Linked DNA regions of Mus musculus: region 1 is linked to region 2. Evidence: chromatin loops called from intact Hi-C (ENCODE). Cell type or tissue: left cerebral cortex. All regions are shown on one strand. Each heading gives the region's core, and the rest is flanking DNA. Links, peaks and the distances in the headings are about the cores only. Region 1 holds the start of Nckap5 (NCK-associated protein 5). Region 2 has its middle 94 kb from the start of Gm41945.

What was found. Hi-C counts contacts between places; a loop is a spot of excess contacts. Peaks named below come from ENCODE experiments on the same cell type or tissue, not always from the same donor. Only the 100,000 strongest peaks of a DNase experiment are listed, where the experiment ranks them.
Region 1: it touches region 2 in a loop (2.2-fold over the local background); 8 of 42 quality-filtered maps call a loop at or near these places.

Annotation. Positions count from the first base shown.
Region 1 is chr1:126,826,422-126,834,778 of GRCm38, reverse strand. It overlaps Nckap5 (NCK-associated protein 5), which reads left to right and starts at 4,147. Exons shown (of 17, transcript NM_001081756.1): 1 at 4,147-4,462. In left cerebral cortex, for the core only: no CTCF peak of the experiment used is centred there; DNase peaks (open chromatin) are centred at 3,992, 4,242 and 4,650; H3K4me3 peaks cover 1,070 bases.
Region 2 is chr1:126,926,550-126,934,906 of GRCm38, reverse strand. No RefSeq gene overlaps it. Among named protein-coding and RNA genes, the nearest start is that of Gm41945, 94 kb to the left of the region's middle. In left cerebral cortex, for the core only: CTCF peaks have their summits at 2,964 and 5,049 (motif pointing left); DNase peaks (open chromatin) are centred at 2,978, 3,456, 4,133 and 5,035.

The sequences.
Region 1 (8,357 bases), core at 182-8,181, 100 kb after region 2:
AGCTCTGTGTCCCCATTCTTCCATCTTTAAAATCTTGGTAATCACCGTGCTTTCAAAGAGCGAATCCATCTCAGGTCTTGGACCAAAGCCCATCCCAGAAAAGACACCTTGTGTGGCTTGTCTCCTGAAAACTCTGTTGACTTGTGTCTAAGCAATGCAAAGATATAGTTTTGGAGCATGTAAGGTCTCATCATGATTGCCTGTGACAATGATCAGGAAGTGTGCTTAGCAAGAACAAATTCCAAAGCTGTGCACTAATCATTTTGTCACTGGGATTTTGATGAAGTCTCCAAAGGTCAAGATACCATGGAAATGATAAGACTGTATTTGAAGACAGCAGCTGTAGCACATATGTAAATGTGGTGAATTTTCTTTGGCTTTCCAACACATTGGTGGGCTGCTACTTTCCCCCTAGTCTTCTGAAACACTTCTTTTAGATATGGGGGCTTTAAAACACCATTTCTGAATGCAAGGAACATCCAAAGTCACTCTTCTTGTCACTCTCCCCTTCCTTCTTCTCTCCCTACCTCTTCCTTCCCTCCCCCTCTCCTTTCCCTTTCCCTCCCTTATCTCCTTCCCTCTCCCTTTCCTCCCTCTCTTTCCTTCCTTCCCCCAACCCACATCTCTCCTATCTTCCCCTTCATCTTTCCTCTCACTTCCAGAGTCTCCCAGACCAATCTCTTGTCTTTGCCCAGAGTCACTGACCTACATCAGCACTAAATTTTGGGGCTAAAGAGGCTCTCCTAAGGAGCCAATTGTTTTCTGTTCCTTGACTTGTTTTTGACAGGTGGGTAGTTGTAGGAAAGAAAATATCGGGAGTAGAGTTTAAATCTCTGCCCTGCCAAGTCCTGGGAGTGACAATGTGAATAGTTCGGGCAGATCTTTATCTTATAAATCTGCAAAAGAAGGATAAATACTGTTTCTCCACAGCATTGTGTGATGGTTGCAAAGAGGTAACCCAAGTAGCATCTAGAACAATCATCTGTGTTCTGGTTAATTTGTTAGGTTTTTGAGAATTTCTTACATAAGTAGTGTATTTACATCATTTCCATACTCCTTCTTCCACTTCCTCTAACCCCAGTGACATACTTCCTCCTGCCAGGCTGTATCTCCCAAATTTCCTGAAACAGTATCAGCAACTGAGGACCAAGTGTTCAGATCTCCAAACCAAAGCACACCATTTCATATTTAAACCACCACACTGGTCAACCAGTCTAACAGAGTCTGTGAGTCCTACGTTCAGTGACGCCGCCGAGATCCTGTTTCAAAAATTAAGGCTGAGAGCAACTGAGGAAATGACTCATGTTGACCTTTGGCCTCTACATGCACACAACATGCATGTACAACTGAACGTGTACACAAAGAGACACAAAGTAGGAACATGCATAGCAAAAGAAAGCATACGCATACAAACTCAATTCTGTGAGTGAATGTATATGTGCATGTCCCTTGTGTGTGTGTACACATGCGTGTATGTGCCTGTGTATGATTATTTTCTTGCTTCAAATGTCCTTTAAAAAATAATAGAATCAGTTAATCTCTAAAATTCTCTTTCTGGAATGCTGATCTATTTGCTTATTAAACACTGAGACCAAACATTTACAAGTCCAGGTAAGAGACTCAAGATAGCAGAGACGGGAAGTGCTTGACATCAGAGAGCAAGCCCTCTCTTACAGAGATAAGGCTTTCTGTATGCCTTCTGATAAGCCAAGGAAGGCTACCACCCAGGCTTCAGGTCTTGGAGAGCACTCCAGGGGTTCCTGCTCTCTGAAGAGCTTGAGAGTTATTGGAATTCACAGTGGTGGGCCAGTGGTGTGTTTGGGTTTGGCAAAGTTAACCACAGTTAACTTTAAGTTAATTTGGAAAAAGAAGGTGGCTAGTTATGCAGTGGATCTTTCTGCCCATAGAATAACTAAGTGGGAGCTGACTGTATGGGGACAAAGACTCTCCGAACCTACCAGATGCAGTGCAGTGATGCATCCCACCAGGGTAAACTGCATACAACACATAGATCACCATCTTACCAATGACTGCGGGGATGGGGTGGCATTCTCCATCTTAGACCTCTGCCCACCTAGCAGCAATGCATTGAGTAAGGCAAAGGTATGGTAAGCACTTGTCATGCACGATGTTGTTGGCTCTTCCCTATGTTTTAAAATAGCAATCCTGTGTTTAACCTCATAGATGGCTACTGTTTCTCTCAGGTGTTGCTGCCTGTCTTCCAGTCCCAAAGCAAAGTGAAATCACAGGGCCCCTTGTTCAGTTAAGGAGACAAGAATGACAGGAGAAGAGCCTGGGAGACGGGTCATCAGGTAAAAGCCCTTGCCGAGCCTGATGAATCTGATCCTGGGACCCACACAGTGGGAGGAGGGAACTGGCATCCTCAAGTTGTCTTCCGACCTCTACGTGTACACACAATATGAACAAATAAATGTGATATAAGAATGATGTTAAAAGAGAGCACATTAACACACACACAAGCCCTTGCAGGGAACAGGGCTCTACAGGGCTATGAAGATTGCATATCCATGAGGCTGGCCCAGTCCTCTCTTTCAGCCTTCTCTTTAACTTCCCCGTGTGCTGGGTTTTGCCTCTGAGCAGTTCAACAAATCGTCCTGAACGATGCACACATACATCACCCTTCCTCATGTTCCGTCTTGTTGAGAACCACAGACAGTTTTATTAACATGAAGGAAAGGCAGAGTAATGAATGTATGTGTCAGTGTTTCCTGGCTCACATTTTCCATTGGAGAAGAATACTTGGGGTGCTTGCCTCGTTCTAGGTACCCCACTAAAGGCAGGTGCTCTGAAGGAGGGAGGTCATTAGGGCAACCCAGAAAGCCTGGGATTTTTTAATCTGTAAGCCCACTTGAGATATACCAATAAATCAGCCTCCTGGAAAATCAGCAGTCTAGAAAAAATGTGAAGGCTCTTCCATTTATCTCTTGTTTTATCTGACTTATGGTTTGCTTTGTTATTCTATTTTTTGAGACATTTATGCATAAGTGTTTGTTATCTACTGTTTAATGTCATAATCTGCCTAAGCTATCATTTTTTTGAGTAACATTTTTTGTATGTATATGTGAGAGAGAGTTCACACTCGCACTTGTGTGAGTATATGCATGCCCATATATATATGCATATATATATGCAGAGGCCAGAGAAGGAAGCTGGGAGCTCTCCTGTACCTCTTTCTGCTTTCATCTCGTGACATGGGGCAGCCAGCAAGCCCCAGCTACCCTCCTACTGAGATTAGAGGTGTACAGAACCACACACGGCTTTTTATGTGTCTTCTAAGGATTTGAACCCAGGTCCTATTGCTTGCCTAGCAAATGGTCTGACCCATCCAAGCGATCTCCTAGACTCTTCTTCACTTGTAATATTTTAAATTCTAATCAGGCTTATAAACACTGTGCGCTGATGATTATCTATTTGGATTCACGGAGAATTTATTTGAAGCTGGATCTAGCTGAGAGGTCACCAAGAAAGAAAGAACTTGAATAACTGTCTTTCACTCGGGAAAATATCTAGTGTGGGTTCTGGCTAATGAATGAGGGTGGAAAAGTGCTATGCATCTCAGGGGCTCTTTGAAAGTGAAAATTACTTGATTTAGCTTTTCAGGAAAACCAAATTATGCATATGTCCCTCCTGTAAGGCTGTACAAAATCAATGTTTGTAGAGAGCAGAACAGGGGCCGTAATAAGTCACCCCTTTCAGAAAGTACTCCCCTACCTGCAGGGATTCCCGCCCCCTTCGTTTTGGCTTTTTTTAGATGAATGAAGAATTTTCTCCACAAATTATTAATTATTCCATCTTGGCTATAGAACTCCGTTCCTTGTAGTTCAGTAGGAGTCAGTGCTATTCAAACTGCCGCTTTTGATGAAGTAATCGTCCGCTTCTGGGGCCTCTTTTCAGCTGCCCTGGGCGTGCGTCCCATGTAAACGACTGCCAAATAGATTCTTTCGACATTCCAGCCAATTAAAATACATTTAAAGTGCAGCTGGTGGAAAGGCAAGCCGGGCGATCCCGATCACGAGGAGAACTTCGGGGCAGTGAGATAGAAAAACAAACTTTGGGGCTCCCACGAGGCAGCGGAGAAGTCAGAAAAGGGAGCTAGCTACCTCTCACGCTACCCTCCAACCAGAGATGACACCTGGATCCCCACCTTAAAAGACACCAAGGAGGGAAGCCTGCTTGGGAGGGTGTGAGTTTTTCCTCTCTCTTGTTGCCTGTGGAAGCTGAGTGTTGGCTCGGTGCCCGGTGTGGTACTGCATTCAAACGCCCGCAGAACACAGGCGTGTTTGTTAAGCAAGCCAGTGATCAAAAACTCCTACAGGAAGATCCGAGAACCCCCCAGGAGCCCTCCTGGGTAGCACTAGGACTTTGGATGGAATGAGACAGAACCCCGGAGCAGGCTAACGGTGGCGGAGCAACCAGCTGGCCTGTCTGCTATGCCTTTTAGGTAAGGATAGAACTTTTCTTTGCTTCGCTTTTTGTCCCACTGCGTGTGGACTTTGATGTGGAGAATTAAGGTTACTGTGCTCAGCAGGAGCAGTGCAGTGGTCTGGACTTCTGATTTGCAGGTCTGCGTGATTTTTCTGGAGGACTCCGAGGAGGAGCCACTCAGTGTAAATACATCCAGGCATCGCTCAGCACGTGCAGGCTGCGTTGGCACTCACCATGGTGCCTTTGCGCGTGTGGCTCCCTGCTATTTTCTTCCGGTGCTTGCTTTGCGAGAATCCAGGTGTGTGGGGTTTCACAGTGAATTGCTTCCTCCTCGGAACCTGTAATTGCTGTCTAATGCCTGTTTGAGTTTTAGTTCCCATTTCTTGTCGCTGTTGTCTCCTTCCTGTGGTACCAGCGCCACACCTGTACAATCGAGCAAAGTTTACTTGGTTCTCTCTCTCTCTCTCTCTCTCTCTCTCTCTCTCTCTCTCTCTCTCTCTCTCTCTCTCTCTCTCTCTCTCTCTCCCCCTCCCTCCCTCCCTCCCTCCCTCCCTCCCTCCCTCCCTCCCTCCCTCCCTCCCTCCCTCGCTAATATCCAAACAAACCTAAGCATTTTGCTTTCCTAAAGAAAAGCCAAAATGTTTGGAAATGTCTTGGTAAATCTTGATTCTTTTTTCTGCTTCTGGAGTTGTTCCTTCACGGGCTTTCAGTTCAAGCTTTTCTTGGGCTTCAAGGAAACAGGTACAGCCCTGATATCTTGGCGCTGCTGTTCAGTCAGCTCCCAGCTCAGGGGTCCCAAGCTCCTGCCCAGTTCATACAGCTGAGAACACCAAGCAGATGTATAATTGAGCACTGGGCATCAATTCCTACCCACCAGTTGCCAGATGAAAGATGTTCAAGGATCTTGACTGTTTCCTATCTCTGGTTGTCATGGTTGGCTCATTCTGGCTTTGACTTTGTTCGCCGTGAACAAAGAATCTCGCACGTTTCACGGTGAGGGATTGTGTTGCAGAGACCTGAGCGCTGCTAAATGTGCTTTATTAATCTCTAACGTGCCAGTAGCTCAGAGCCCATGCCAAGTAGAGACTTTCCAAATTTTTTGGAGCTACCTGCTGCCAAGATAAACAGCGGTTGGCCCCAGGAGGGGTATTTTAAGGGATCTTGCAACAGCAAAGTTTTACCCATTAAGAGTGGCGAAAGTCAATGAAGGAAATACTGAATAGAAGAAGTTTCAGGGAAAAACCTGACTCAGCTCTCTACCCATTGAATGGACCCAGTGGAGAGAGTCCATCCTCTCATGAACAAAGGACTCTGGGTTTCCTGTGGGCAGGCAGTGACTTTGCTATATGTACACATAGAGCTCTGTTTATGATAGAGGTGAATGGAGACATTCGTGAACACAGATACTTTCCCTGCCTGTGGCAGTGCCAGAACTTGGAGGGAAAACACGGCTTCGTGTGACCTGTGCCTGTCCCATACAATGATTCCACCCTCCACCCCCAACAAACACACACAGAAGTCCATATGGACCCAAATGCAACTTTGTGTTGAATCATGGGAAGAAAGACCTTGGGCAATAGAATGGTAAGGTAATCTACGGCTCAGTTGGCAGGTCCCTGAGAGTGAATGGCTTCTCCAGACTCTGAGTTACTCACCAGAGCAGAATGAGGGGTACCATGCTGGTTCCTGGAAGGTGGGGAGAAAGCCATATATTCCTGGGAGACTCTGACTTTAGACATATATTCCATATGCAGGTACATCTTTTTTTTAAAAAAATAATACTTGTATTATTTATTGAGTACCCCATACAGGCATAGAGTGAACCCCTGCTCCCTCTCTTAGGATCCTTTCAGATTCACCCTTATGCCCTGTCTCTCCTCCCAAAAACACATATCTTTTTTTTTTTTTTTTTGACACGGTTTCTCTGTTATCCGGGAACTCACTCTATAGACAAGGCTGGCCTTGGACTTAGAGATCTGCCTGCCTCTGCTCCCTCTGCCCCCGAGTGCTTGGATTAAAGGTGTGCACCACCACTACCCGGCTCACACCCACTTTAGAAAAAGAGATTCTATTTATTTTTATGTATATAACCCTGTTTTGTCTGCATGTAGTATGTGCACCACATATATGCCAGGGCCAACAGAGGTCAGAAGAAGGCTTCAGATCCCCTGGAACTGGAGTTGGATCGTTGTGGGTGCTGGGAATAGAATCTGGGCCATCTACAAAAGTGAGTTCTTAGCTACTAGTGTTCTAAGTCACTGGGCCACTGCTCTAGCCCCCAGCTCTTTTTCTTTTTTAAAAAGTGAGCTAGCAGATTCAGTTTGAATTACCCATAGACTCATGCAAGTGGGGATGTCCACTGGTGCACACCGGCTTACCAGGGGCCACACTTTCAACAGCAACATCACACATTCACACATACACACATAGGCACATGCACACACATATACACACATGCACATACACACACACACACACAGAGAGAGAGAGAGAGAGAGAGAGAGAGAGAGAGAGACATGCCAAGTCTTCCCCCTCTCCCAAAAGCCATTATCTGCCACTCAAGTCCTTCATCCCTCCATGCTGGAGTCTTGGTTACCTTGATCTTGTACAGCTCTTGTGCAGGTAAACAAGGTGGTTTTAAATTGATGAGTACAGCAGTTCTGTCATGCCCAGAAGACAACTCCGGTCTGGCCCTTCCCAACCTTTGGCTTTGACAGTCTTTTTAATCCTTCTTCTTAGATGGTCCATGAGCCTTTGAGTAGAGAGTGATATATAGACGTCCTATTTATGGATGAGCATTCTACAGATACATATTCTCTATGGGCAGGGACTTCTGCCAGCATTGTTATGTGAGAGCCATGGCTGGGAGCTGGAAGGAGCTCCAACCACCTTTCTGAAGAAGGGACCAAGACACGAAGGTTTTACTAATATCCTTGAACAGTGGCGAGGAGGATAAAGAGAAAGATAGAGCTTTGATCAGGCAGGTGGTTTGATTGCCTTTAAGCAAAGTCCAGCCTCCTTCTCTCAGCTTAGCACAGGAATTGACAAGCTACAAATCAGGCGAAAACCTGCCCACTGTGTTTTTGTGTGGATAAAGTTTTATTGGAAGACAGCCACACCTGTTTGTTGACTTATTGTCTGTGGCTGCCTCTGAGCTGTTCCAGCAGAGTTGAGTCACTGTGGTCACACAGATCTGAGAATACTACTTGCAGGGAAAGTCAGAGAGGCTAGGCATAGAGAATCATGCTTCTTGAGCTACCTGTAGGCTAGAATACGTCTTGTTTTGAATTTCCATTCTGTGATGTGTAGGGGTGGGTCATTTTTTATACAATGTGATTCAAATATTGCTTCAATATTGTGGTTCTGTAAAATCAATGAGTTTGCTCTCTCTTCCTCTCTTCCTCCATCTCTTCCTCTTCCTCTTCCTCTTCCTCTTTCTCTCCGTGTGTCCATGTATGTGTGAGTGTACGAGTGCATGCATGTACAGTGCACATGCGAGGGGATCCAGGTACTGAATGTTGAATGTTGTTCCTCAGACATCTTCTACCTTTTCAATTTTGAGACAGAGTCTCTCACTGGCCTGGAACTTGGTCATTACAGAAAACTTCCAGGGATCTGCCTACCTCTGTCCCCTGTCTTATTGTTACTAATGTTTCCGATGTTTTTCCTGTCATAGCACCTGGCATTTTACACAGTGCTGTGGTTTGAAAATGAAATCTTCCCTATAGACTCACTAGTTTGAATCCTTGGTCTCAGCTGGTGAAGCTGTTTGCAAAGGTTATGGAGCCTCTAGGAGGTAGAGGCTGCTGGAGAAAATACATCACTGGGGAGGCGGGCATGGAAGTCTTATAGCCTGGCCCCACTTCCTGCTCACTTTGCTTCCTGCGTGTGGATGAAATTTGATCTCTGCC
Region 2 (8,357 bases), core at 263-8,262:
GATCCGTTTTCACTGTATGCATTCTGTGGATGGAACTCTTTAACTTCTGAGCAATCTTTTTGGCTATGATCCCACGTGAATTGTTTCCTTTTATAATTTATTTTTTGATGATTTTCATAGGTGTATATAGTGTCTTTGTTGTATTCATTTCTCATTATTCTGACTCATTCCCCCCCCCAACTCCATCTGACCCTTTTCTTCTCCCAACCAGTCCCCCTACTTCAATATCTTATTTTTTTCATGCTGAGTTTAATTTGTTGCTTTCACATGTATGAAATGGAGTTGACTGCTTGCATATGGAATGGAGGCTATGTACTAGATTATGGGCAACTTACCAGTGACCACAGCACCAAAGAAAAAGAAATGACTCTTCCTCCTTAGCAACTACTCATAGCCAGTAGATCCTTTGCTAGAGATGAGGTCTCATGAGTCCCTTCCTGGATCCATGATGGAATGTTGACTGCCTCAGTCTGGTACAGGTCTTGTGCACATAACCACAGCTGCTGTGAGTTCATTAATGAGTTTGCCACATGCCACACCAAAATGCAACAGCTCACACACTCCTCCCAGTTCTTTCTCTTACATTCTCTCCACCTTTTTTTTTTTTTTCTGTAATGTTCCCTCATCCATTTTATTCTTATCTGGCCAACAATCTTTCATGTTTGGCAAACCTATGAGCTATTTCTGAGGGGAGTAAGAAACCTATTTTGCCTACAATGATTTCTGTGCCTACCATGTGCATGAAACATGACGGCTGTTCAATAACTTGGTGTTAAATGAATGCGCACAAATTACAAAATTGATTGGCATCAAAGGATTATTTTTTGTCAATAATTATAAAAATCCATTGCATTTGGCTCAAGTTCAGAGATGCCTTGTATACACGCAGCGGTCTCGTGGGAGCTCATATTATCTGCTCAGACAGGTTCTGGGAGGGCTTGCTCGGAGAGAAATGCTCTGAGCCTGAGGTAGCACTGAGACCACACACTCACTCTGCTCTCTGTACCTCTCTGTACCTATTCTTACTCCTTTCCTGTGGCTGAGTCTAAAATGATTTGCACAGGAAACTGAATTCCTGTCCTTCCCAGGAACACCAAGACTGCCTTCACTGTCATCGCTGAACCCTGTTATTGCTCGCTAGCCAATCCCATTCTCTAGGAGTTGGGTTGCCTAAGTGTTGGAACTTGACCCTGGCTGATGAGGTGACAAGTCCGGTTGTAATAGAATATGTGAGTGTGGGCAGAAAACTCACACAGAGGGAAGTGTGGCTTTTTGTAGGGGAAGGGTCATATAGAATCCACTTTTAAAAGAGGAGCTTTTAAAATAATTAAGCAAAAGAAAGTGTCATGCAAGGAGAGAGCATGACCAAGGGATGATAGGCATGTAAAGGACACATAGGCACATGGGAAAGAGCTAGGAACCCTGAAGTAGAGCGTCAAGGACAGAGAGGTCAGAGTCTTCATTCTCAGGGGTATGGTGCTATTTGGAAAAGCCAGGGGCTGACAGACACCCTGCCCTTGCTCTCCTTCCTCACTCCTGCTAGCCACACCAAACTGGCAGTAAGGAGAATACCCAGCCCACACTACAGAAACCAGTCTTCAGACCAGGGAAGAAGGAGCTATGACAGGAAGGAGATGGAGGTGGCCAGCTAGAGACATAGCCAGGCAGAGGTCAGGACAGGAAGCCAAGACAAAGGACAGTTCAGTTACCAGATGGAACTCATTCCAGAACGTGGGTCTGCTGTTAGACAGGCCTCCTTGGAAAGCACTGAAAAGGGTGTTTCAGGGAAAATCAGTTTCATCTGTATGCATGTTAATGGCTGCTCTTTGAGCTGATTACCGTAGATGTAACTGAGTAGTCTCAAGAAATAGAGAGTAGCCAAGTGTTAAATAGGTTCTCAGAGGGCACTTTATCTTAAACGTTGTGCTTAGAGCACCCGGGGATGCTGCCACTGGGTCATTTGATCAAAAGCTCAAATAAAAAAAGAGAGTGGATTGTGCCCATGCCGTGGGCACAGATCAGACCCATGCCAAGGCTCCCTAGACTTCAGCTCTCCACAGTGGTACCAAGCCCCTCCCCCATATCCTCAAGCATATGACTGTTTTATTAGGCAGTGAGTGCAGCCGACAGTCTACTGAATGCATGACAGTTATCATCCTGAATCTCCTTGAGGGACTCTGAGCTCAGGACAGTATGAGAAGCCACAGCCAGCTAGTGGGGGGGAGTGATGCTAGCAAGGGGCTGTGCTTTTATGTCCTGGCTCTTCTTCTGATGATGCCAGACTTCACAGTGTTTCTGCAAAGTGGGCTTCTCTCCTCTCTCTCTCTCTCTCTCTCTCTCTCTCTCTCTCTCTCTCTCTCTCTCTCTCTCTCCCTCTCTCCCTCTCTCCCCTCTCTCCCCCTCTCCCCCTCTCTCCCTCTCTCCCTCTCTCCCTCTCCCCTCTCTCCCTCTCTCCCTCTCTCCCTCTCTCCCTCTCTCCCTCTCTCCCTCTCTCCCTCCCCCTCTCCCCCTTTCTGTTGCACATGTAAGCATGTGCATGTGGAAGTCAGAGGTCAATCCGAGCTATTTCTCAAGTACCATTCACCTTGCTGTTATGAGACAGGATCTCTTGTTGTTTGGCTTGGAGCTCACCAAGTAGGCTAGGTTGGATATGCCTATTTCCTTTTCTCCAGTTCTAGGATAACAGGCACATGCCATCATGCCTGATATTTTCGTATGACATTCCTGGTATGGAATTTGGATTCTCAGGCTTGCAAAGCAGGTACTTCACCAACTGTGCCATCTCCTGAGCCACGTTCTTCATTAGTCACGTAAGGTCTGGCTCTGTATCTCAGGCTCAGCTTGAATTCTGGGCTCTCCCTCCTTAGCAGCGGCATTTCAGTGTGAGCAATTGTCAGAGCTGCTTCTGTTTGTCTAGGTGAGCTGCAGATCAGGGTTGAAGCTACTAATTCTGGGCTCCTGCTCCACCCACTGCTGCAGCTAGATGGCGCTGCATCCATAGTTTTAGGCATGCGGTCATGGGTTTTTGGAGCATAGCTCACAAAACACACAGAAAGGAAGTTTCTTCCTGGGATTTCTTGGTGTGAAAAGCTACCTCCCAGGATTAAATTCGAGACTTATAGGAGCTGTGGGTGCATGGCACAATTTAAACATTCCTGTGTTTTCTTAATTCCCAGTAAGATGATTAGGCTGCAAGCAGAAATGTGATGAAATTCCACCAAAAAAAAAAAAAAAAAAAAAAAAGAGAGAGAGAGAGAGAGAGAGTGCAGATGTTGTGTCAGCAATCCCCCCTCCTCCTTTCTCCTGTCTTTCAATCCTGAAATGTAATCTTGCCACCTGGGCAAATGGAAATAGTATTTTATTTATTTTATTTATTTTAAAAACCTGGTGAGTAACATCTCCGGGACTATGCGGATGTCCAAATAGCTGAGAGGAAGTGAACAAGTCCAGATGCTTTATCTTCTTGGATACAGAGGTTTAACTCAGAAAGGGCACCCGTGGCCTGTGAAACAGTGCAGCGTATCTGTTAAAACGGTTTTACATATAGACGTGGGGCTGGGAAGATGGCTCAGTGGGGAAGGGGGCTTGCTGTCAAGCCAGAGGAACTGACGGATCTAAATCCAATCCCGAGACCCTACGTAGGTGCTGGAAAGAGAACTGATTTTCCCAAGCTATGTTTGACCCCCATCTGAGAGCCAAGCATGTGTGTGCCCCCCCTCCAATAACTAAATGAACGAACGTTCTTTTAGGAGAAGAACACACTGAATACATTGAGATATACAACTAATGTCTGCTAGCACACGTTTTAAAAATAAGATACACAGTTAAGATATACACGTTGTTTTTATATTTATGCTATAGATTTTGCAATTTTCAATGATAACCAGATAACACTGTGCTTAAAGGGTCAGACTATAATGAGAAAATTTGAGGAGGGAGGGGAGTAGAAAAGAATGAATATGAAACGCAAGAGAGCCTCCGAATGAATGACGCTTTGGAGCAGAGAAACGAGAAGGCCGATGGGTTTGGAATGTCCTGCACTTGAGATCTTGCAGTGTTAAACGAGACAGAAGGCAGCACCCACACAGGCGTTTGGTAACACGTAGGAGGCTAACGTCAAACTAACTTAAAGCCCAGTGCAGCAAGCCCGTGGCTGGTCGGCTGGGTGTTGTCTCAATTAAAAAGATTTCAAGTTCCATAAAAAGAGCCAAGGCAGGTTTTGGTGATGCCTATGCAGATAACATTTGGCGGAACTTTGGTGTGGGGAGAGATGTGGTCCCTCCACACAGCGGCGATGAAGGGAAGAGCAGAGACAATAGTATTTCCTCCTCAATGTTGTAGGTAGGTAGATTCTGCCGTGAATCTGACCTGTGGAAGAGAACCATCTTTTCTTTGGGGTGTCGATATGGCTTTGGAGTAGGAGCACTGTTCATCTGGAGTGGGAGCACTGTTCATCTTGCGGACAGTTTTCTTGTCTCACCTGACAGCCTAGCCTCTCATGGTAGCAGCTGAGTACCTAGAATGTAGGATCACTAACTTAAAAGGAGTTGCTAGTTATCCATGGACTCACTGTGAAAAGAGATTTTTCTAGGGCTGGCTAAGAGTGAGTACCACTGTTGCAAAGGACTAGGGTTCTGTTCCCAGCATCCATGTCAGGTGGCTCACAAATATCTGTAAGCCCAGCTGGAGGCAATCTGATGCCCTCTTCTGAATTCCATGAGTACCTATGCACACAGAGAAGGGAAGAGAGAGAGAGCAAGAGAGAGAGTGAGCGAGAGAGAATATGAATACACATGCACATAAAAACAAAACAAACCTTTTAAAATAGGAATTTTTTTCTTCAGAAAGAAGATAGAGCATCTTTTCTCTCCACCACATCCTCCTTTGTAGGGTTTCAATTTAGCGTTTTCACACTATCGATGACCAGATATTGACACATGCTCATCACTGGAATCGGAAGATCAGATGGGAGCCAACAGAGAATTACAGGGTCCTTTCAACTAATTACAAAACCATAGAGCTCTGCCCTCTGCTGGCTGTCTTTGGAATAGAAATGACAGTATGATCATAAAGGTGCATGAAGAGGAACCCTGTCTGTAGCCATCACTTTGTTCAAAGGCAGCTTTAGAAGGTTCAGGGGCTCACAGTGTTAAGGGGTACAGTCTGTTACAGAAGGACTGCATGGCAGCAGGAACATAGGGCAGGTGGTCACATTGTTTCCAGTCGGGAAATACAGCAGATGAGCACCCCTGCACTGCTTTCCTTCTCTCTGTAATTCGGTCCAGGACCTCAGTTCATGGCATGGTGCCACCCATATTTAACATGAGCCCTCTCATCTCGATTGATTGAATCAAATAATCCCTTCACAGACAGCATGGAGCTTGCATCTTCAGCTACTCTGGAGTGTCTCAAGCTGAGAATTAATATTGATCACCACACTTCTTTATGGCAGATATTAGCAACAGCACCATTTAAATGTTGTCTCCCCACGGCCACAGGGAAATCCACCTTTCAGTACTGGATCAGATGCATTTTTATGGAATTTACAATCATAACTTTACAAATCTAGTTTATCAAGCATTTATGAACCAGGTGCTGTTTGAGACTATCTGCTTCTACTGTAGAGCAATAACTATTTGAAGATCCCTGGATACCAATACCTTATTACTATATATTTATTTCCCCGTGCGTGCATGTGTGTGTGTGTGTACATGTTTATGTGTGCATATGTGTATGTGTGTGCATGTGTGTGTGTGTGTGTGTGTGTGCGTGTGTATTCTGTTTGTGTAGGCAGGGTCCATATAAACTAAGGCATGCATGTGGAGGTCAGAGGACAACCTGAACCCTCTAACTTGTCTGAGACAGGGTCTCTTTCTCCACTGCTGTCAGTGGCCGTCTAGGCCTGAAGGCTTCTAGAGACTCTCCTCTCCCTCTCTGCCTCTCATATCTATGCAGTCATGCTGGGATTACAGATATCCTCAACTCCACTTGGCTTTAAGTAGGTTCTAGGGATCCAAACTCAGGTCTATGTGCTTCTGCCACAAACAGTTCCCACAGAGCCACCTTCCAAACCCTTTCCCCATTTTAGATATTGAGATAATTAACCAAACCAATGTTGATAGAAGCATGAATGTGAAATTTAAAACAAGGTTTATGTGGGTGCTTATTAAAGACCTCCAGTTTTTCATTGCCAAACAACTGTGCCCATTTCTGCTTAATGTTTGCTACAGTTCCCGGGGCTGCAGATGGGTTTTAACGGCCTCCTGGGTGCTGTTTGGGGTCTCTCTCTTGAAGCTGTAGGTGCCCATGGGAATACTTGGAGGTGGTGGAGGCACCGTCGGCTGTTGCTTTGAAAGTGACTGCTGCTGGATTTTAAGTATTCTAATTAATTCCAGTTTTTAATCATGCAGGCTCTTCGGGGTTTCTAAAGGCAAGGGCACTGGTTTGGAAAAAGAAAAGCCAGTTGCCAGCTGCTCATGTCTGTGTGGATTTCCGTTTTCCTTCTCTGAGTCAAGTGCTCACGTTTGCAGGAAGTGCCAGGGAGGGATTTGGCTCCTGCCCCACAGAAGGAAGGGTTATCAAGTGTGTGCTAGAGTCTGAGGTCAGCTACCAAAGACTAACAGATTCGTGCAATCTAGAAGCAGGGTGTAGGTGTTTGGAGCAAAGGGCTCGGTGGCTAAGGGTCCTTGCTGCTTTTGCAGAGGATCAGGGTTCAGTTCTGAGAACCCACATTGGAGCAGCTCACAATCATTTCTAACTCCATTTGCAGAGGACCCAAATACCCTCTTCTGGACTCTGAGGGTGCATGTGTGTCCATTGTGCACATGCAGACAAGCAGGAACACACATGCACACAAAATGCAACAAACCATAATAATAATAATAATAATAATAATAATAATAATAATAATAATAAAGCAGGGTAATGTTGGGGCCTAAAATAGAATCAGTAAAGAGTCCCCTGTGTGCCTTGATACCTATGAAACTCCGGTTTCCTCATCCTTCCTATGTAGGATGAGTTTCAAACACGCATGCGTGAAGTCTCATAGCGGTCAGGTGACCTGACAAAGGCTGCTCCGTTGGCTAATATTCATCCCTAACTGAACAAGGTCTGTACTTCCCATGAACTTCTAGGCATACCTGTGAGGGAATTTCCTCACCCTCACATGCTAACTGATGTGAAGAGACCTACTCCTGCATGTGAGCAGCACCTTTGGGCAGCACCCAGTATACAATATCAGGGAAAAGGTTTGCTCTTTGCCTGCCTACCTTCGCATCTTGTTTGTAAATTCATCTGCCCCGCTTCCAAGTTCAGAGCCTTTGTAATCGCTGCTGTGGTTGCTGCTGCTCCACCCTTCACTGATGGCTCCTTTGGCCTCTAACCTGGACTGAAGACCAGCAGTTCTCCAGGGGTCCTCCAGTCGTTCAGTGCCTCTCAGTTTCATGGATTGAGAAACCTAGGTAGGTCCTAGGACTGGAGCCTGTCCTTGTTTATAAGCTCTGACATTTGTAAAATGTCAGCTTGCACTGTCGGCAATAGTTTTTCCAGCGAGCATTAGAAAGACAAATTAGACAACAAAGGCCCACCAGGGAATACTCAGCTTGCACAGCGCTTATGTTTGACCTGTGAGATATAGGCCCCAGTTTCTTTTCCCTGGGGAGCAAGTCTCCCTGTCTCCTGCTAGTTGTCCCCTAAGAACATCCCCACTCACTTGCTATTGACACAACTGGTCCTGGCCTCATCGCTATCCCGGTTGCTCCCTTTCATGTTCTTGGCTCTCTCAGTCCAGAGCCCCCCTTCCTTTCTCCAAATATCCCAGCCTCCTTTACTCCATGTGACCTCCGCTCTCTGTAGGACCCTGGGTCTATATGTACATGGCAGATTTTAATCTTTGACACAATATTAAAGATTATTAAAATGATAAAATGAATGCCAACCGCGGGCTCCAGGAAATTAAATTTTGAGGTGCGAGTGGCAGATTTCTCCAAAGAATAAATCTGTGATGGAGGATACTTTTGGTATCTTCTTTGGATGACTGGGTCTTGACATTTTACTTAATTAAAAATTATTTGTTGTGACTGTAACTTCCGTTTCAAATTAAACCATCAGACTTCCTAATTTTTCGGTCCGTTAGTTACGTTGAATCCCAGTTTTCGGCACTCATCTTTATGTACCTCCCTGGGATTTTGTTGGTAGGTCAGAGGGTGCACTTAGGTCAGTGCCTTCTGAGAAAATTAAGAGCTGAGTGGACAGTCCTGGGGTGGGGTACAAGTGTGTTAATTTCTTATTCAGGAATCCTTACCTGCATTCTAGAAACAACCCTTTACTCTGAAGAGTAGGAGAGTGAAGGAACCAGT